2 separate regions of the Homo sapiens genome follow, and region 1 is linked to region 2. A link is an interaction called in ENCODE POLR2A ChIA-PET data of the cell type or tissue named here. Cell type or tissue: K562. All regions are shown on one strand.

Region 1 (2,500 bases), 65 kb after region 2:
TGAGGCTCAGAGACATGAGTGCTTTGCCAAGATCACCCAGCAAGTGGAGCTGAGGTTGGGCCAGAATCTCCACAGCAGAGCCGGGCCACTCCCCAGCGTGTCCTATCCCTGGGAAACGGAGGCCCTGGAGGGGTGCCCTTGGGAGCTCTCTGGAGCTGGCTCTACATTTCTCTGTCTGCATCACCACTGAGCTGCATGGGGGACAAGAGGGGCTGCCCCTGCCCCTAGCCCGCCTGCCTGGGCCAGGGATCACCTCTGGTTTCGTTCAGCAGCCCCTGCTCCAGCGTTATGGAACCTTCTTACCTTTCCCTTCCTAACCAGGCCTGGAGAGGCTGGGTAAGGTCGCAGTCAGCCCAATCCAGGGACTCCAGGTCGGCAGGGGTAGGGAATAGATCACAGTCAAGAGCCCAAGGCCTGGTGCCCCCACGTACTTACTGTGTAACTTGGCTTCCTGGGCCTCAGTTTCCTCACCTAGAAAATGGGGTCATAAAACCGCCTGCCTTCTAGAATGTTTGGGAGGATTTAATGAGATGATCCATGCAGAGGGTGTAGCACTTGGCAGGTGCACAATAAATGGTCCTCTTGGATCATGGGGCCGACGATGATGGAGGTGGGCCCTCACAGCCACCTCCCCCCTGCCACCGTCACCCAGCTCAACTGTTCCGACTCTGCAGCAGCACCCCGGACTCCCTCCATTCCTTGTGGAATACAGGATTCAAGGTCAGATAGCCTGGGATGGCCTTCCTTCCTCATCTTGTGAACAAAGCTTCCACCCCAGGGTCGTCATGCACTTGGGACACACAGCCCTGGTCCTGGGTCCCTGACACCATGAATTCATCACCAGCCATGGCTCCCCAGTGCCTGGACATCTGCACCCCCGTCCCCACCTCCCTGATTGGTGCTGCCGTCCTGCACGTGGTGGACTGCGACGTGGGGCACGGCCACCTGCCCCACCTCTGGCTCTAAATGGCTCCTGGAGCTTTCCCTCCCTGGCTGAGGATCTGGGCTTCTCAGGCAGTGCAGGTCTCACGGCAGCTGGGCCAGGGGCAGCCAGTTAGGGGCTTGTGGTCAGCTCCTTTGGAGACTGGGGCAGCCCAGCGAGCTCTGGGCAACTGAGACACAACTGTCATCCCCATATCACACACTGGCTTCCCATGTGACCGTAAGAGATGCTCACTGAGAGCGCCCCCAGAGAGGGCCGGAGTGAGTGGCCACTCTGGACACTCACAGACACACAGAACGCATCCCCACTGCTCTTAACACAAAAGTCACACACCTCAAACAAGGTCTGCCAGATCACAGGCCCCCATCATGCTCTCTCCCACCCTTTCTGCTCCAGAACAGCCATGCTCTTTCCAACTCGGAGCCTTTCCGTCTGCTGTTTCCTCCACCCGGCGTGCCCTCCCTGACCTCCTCTACTGGACAACTCCACTCATTCTTGAGGTCCCTTCTGAAATTCTGTTTCCCCCAGGAAACCGTCCCTGAACCTCCAGACAATGTAGGGGCCCCGTCGTGTGTTGTCATAGCATCCAGCATGTCTCCTTCACACCAAGGACCACAGCTCCCTTGATTCCTGCAGGGGCCCCTGTGCCTGGCCAGGGCCTGGCGTGCAGTAGGTGCTCAACAATATTTGTGGAAGGAGAGAAGCATTCACAGAAGGCCTCCCTGACTTTTCCTCCCTTGACAGAGAAACCAGCCCCTTGAAAAAGCCGCCCCCTAGGCTGGGCACAGTGGCTCACGCTTGTAACCCCAGCACTTTGGGAGGTCGAGGCAGGCGGATCACCTGAGGCCAGGAGTTCGAGACCAGCCTGGCCAACGTGACAAAACCCCATCTCTACTAAAAATACAAAAATGTGCCAGGCATGGTGGTACGTGCCTGTAATTCTAGCTACTCGAGAGGCTGAGGCAGGACAATCACCTGAACCCTGGAGGCGGAGGTTGTAGCGAGCCGAGATTGCGCCACTGCACTCCAGCCTGGGCGACAGAGTGAGACTCCATCTCAAAAAAAAAAAAAAAAAAAAAAAGAAAGAAAGAAAGAAAAAGCAGCCGCAGCCTTAAATTTGCTGCAACAGCAACAGTTTTCTTTAAACAGCAACCCTGCTTTCAGCTGGTATTAGATCTTTGCCTTTTCTTTCTTCCTTCCCAGTGAAATCAGAGTAGTCCGTTTTTACTTCTTGTCTCTAGCAATTTCCCGCTTTGAGCCCTGACACTCTCCTCCCGCAGGGATGTGGTGGTGGGGCGGCCCGCTCTGCGGGAGAGGCTGGCCTTCCAATTAAAACATGATGTCTCTAGGAAACATGAGCTTCCCTAAGGCAAGGGCCCCTCCCTGGTCACCCCCCTCCCCATCACAGCAAGGCCTGGAGCCTCCCCGCCTGACCATGCCACGGCCCAGTGTCTGCATGGGTGTGTCCCTGCAAATGGGGGGTTTGGAGGGGGGCCTTCCTCAGGACACTGCAGAGCTCTCCAGGCAGGAACCGGGAGGTGGGGAGGAACCCCCCCA
Region 2 (2,500 bases):
GATGCCTTGACCTCCTGGGCTCAAACGATCTTCTCACCTCAGCCTCCTGAGTAGCTGGGACCACAGACACGTGCCACCATGCCTGGCTAATTTTTAAATTTTTATTGTTGTAGAGACGGGATCTTGCTATGTTGCTCAGGCTGATTCCAGCACCCAAGTGATCCTCCCACTTCAGCCTGAGATCACAGGTGTGTGCCACCACACCCAGCCCCATAACGTGCTTTTGATTCATTTGGCCGGAGCATCTGAGGGCAGTCAGAAAGTCTGGCAAAGCCAAGAGGGTGAAGTGAGCTTTAGCGATGGTGTCCAGGACAGGGCTGGTGATGGCGATGGAGGAGATGGCGGCTTGCTTAAAATCTCCCTACTCAGTCAAGCACAGTGGCTCACATCTGTAATCCCTGCACTTTGGGAGGCTGAGGCGGGTAGATCACCTGAGCTTAGGAGTTTGAGACGAGCCTGGCCAACATGGCAAAACCCTGTCTCTACTAAAAATACAAAAATTAACCAGGCGTGGTGGGGCTCGCCTGTAGTCTCAGCTACTCAGGAGGCTGAAGCACGAAAATCACTTGAACCCAGGAGGTGGAGGTTGCAGTGAGCCGAGATCACGCCACTGCACTCCAGCCTGGGGCACAGAGCGAGACTCTGTCTCAAAAAAAAGATCTTCCTACTCAGTGTCCAGGAGTGTTGTAAGCACTTTCCAGGAATTCACTCACTTGGCACTCTGAGGAGGGGCCTGGCACTCTCGGCTCTGCTCCTGAGGCTGTCCCTCTATGGGAAGGCGATTTCACTGTCTTGTATACCTGCCTTTGAAACGAAGCAGGCACTGCATTGCGTCAACCCTGATACAAAGTCAAGGAAATTGGCCCCACCGTGGATGCCAGCAGGGCTGGGGGAGAGAAGAGGAGACCCTGTGGAGCGGCCAGCAGCTGTCCCTGTCCTGGCCATCTGGGGATCACTGTCCTCACCGCTGTCACCTATGCAGGAAAATGCAGCTGGTGTGGAAAAGTCTGTGGAGGGTGAAGGCAGGCCTGATGCTGCAGGAGGCAATACAAGTCCAGTCTAGTAGGAATTTGCTTTGGGTGGCTTTTACCTTAAAAAAATGGTTATTATTTGAATGATGCATTTCACCCGAGCACGTCTGTGGTACGTGCCTGCCTCCATGTCTCTCGGTTTGGAGCCTGGAGGTGGGAGGAGGGAGGTGAGCTTTCTTCCATCATTCCTTGGTGTCTCCATTGCTCCCTGTCCCTGGCCACTGCGGCCTCGGAGGGGCCCCTCTGCGGTTTGAGACAGACCAGACGAGTGAGGGAGGGCTGGGCCAGCCCCAGGGGCTGACAGTCAGAGCTCCTGACCACCTCTCCTCCCACGCTGGTGACCGCTGAATTGCTGCCCAATGGCTGGAAATAGAAGGTGGGGCTCAGTCCCCGCTTTTTCTGCAAGGCCTGCTCCTCCCCAGCCTGCAGACATGCCAGGCAGAGCAGGATCCACGTCTGCCATGAACTTCCCGTCTTGTTCCTCCTTCCCACCCTGTGTTCCCCAACTTCTTTCCTTCACCCACTCTTCAGGGTTTGGCTATGTTTGTGAACTATCTGTACTATGATTCTCTTAACAGCTTTCCAAACATTGACTTACTCTTTTTTTTTTTTTGAGACGGAGTCTCACTCTGTTGCCCAGGCTGGAGTGCAGTGGCGCGATGTTGGCTCACTGCAACCTCTGTCTCCCGGGTTCAAGAGATTCCCCTGCCTCAGCCTCCCGAGTAGCTGGGACTACAGGCGCCTGCCACCACGCCTGACTGATTTTTGTATTTTTAGTAGAGATGGGGTTTCACCATATCAGCCAGGATGGTCTCGATCTCCTGACCTCGTGATCCGCCCGCCTCAGCCTCCCAAAGGACTTACTCTTAAAATATCAACACATACTTTAAGGAATAGCTGAGTGAACGAGTTGCATATGCTGGTTGTGCTTTTCCTGAAACTTTCAAATAAACATTACAAAACTCCTCATCCAGGTGGCACTCCCTTGTGAATCACTTGTGACAGGCAGACCTCATTTTGGGACATAATCAAAAATGGGTTTTCCAAGGGTGTCCCTCTAATCAGCCTGTAGGGGGATGTGGGTACCCACAGCTCAATTGCCAGAGGACGGAGTGATTTTTGTTTTGTTTTATGTTTTTTTTTTTTTTTTTTTTTTGAGACAGAGTCTCACTCACTCTGTCGCCCAGGCTGGAGTGAAGTGACACGATCTTGGCTCACTGCAACCTCCACCTCCCAGGTTTAAGTGATTCCCTGCCTCAGCCTCCTGAGTAGCTGGGAACTACAAGCACACACCACCATGTACAGCTAATTTTTTTTTTTTGTACTTTTAGTAGAGATGGGATTTTGCCATGTTGGCCAGGTAGGTCTCAAACTCCTGTCCTCAAGTGATCCACCAGCCTCAGCCTCCCAAAATGCTGGGATTACAGGCATGAGCCACTGCACCCGGCCAAGGATGGAGTGATTTTGGA

Evidence for each region. Peaks named below come from ENCODE experiments on the same cell type or tissue, not always from the same donor. Only the 100,000 strongest peaks of a DNase experiment are listed, where the experiment ranks them.
Region 1: POLR2A ChIA-PET joins it to region 2 with 6 read pairs; 5 of 35 experiments call an interaction of 5 or more read pairs at or near these places.

What each region holds. Positions count from the first base shown.
Region 1 is chr9:129,677,483-129,679,982 of GRCh38, reverse strand. The region is part of intron 1 of PRRX2 (paired related homeobox 2); the gene reads right to left. Among named protein-coding and RNA genes, the nearest start is that of PRRX2, 13 kb to the right of the region's middle. RefSeq lists enhancers at 1-211, 212-712, 2,008-2,500. In K562, no CTCF peak of the experiment used is centred here; DNase peaks (open chromatin) are centred at 937, 1,179 and 2,389; H3K27me3 peaks cover 2,162 bases.
Region 2 is chr9:129,742,016-129,744,515 of GRCh38, reverse strand. All of the region lies in intron 2 of PTGES (prostaglandin E synthase), which reads left to right. Among named protein-coding and RNA genes, the nearest start is that of PTGES, 9.8 kb to the left of the region's middle. RefSeq lists an enhancer at 1,319-1,819. In K562, no CTCF peak of the experiment used is centred here; a DNase peak (open chromatin) is centred at 1,319; H3K27me3 peaks cover 1,412 bases.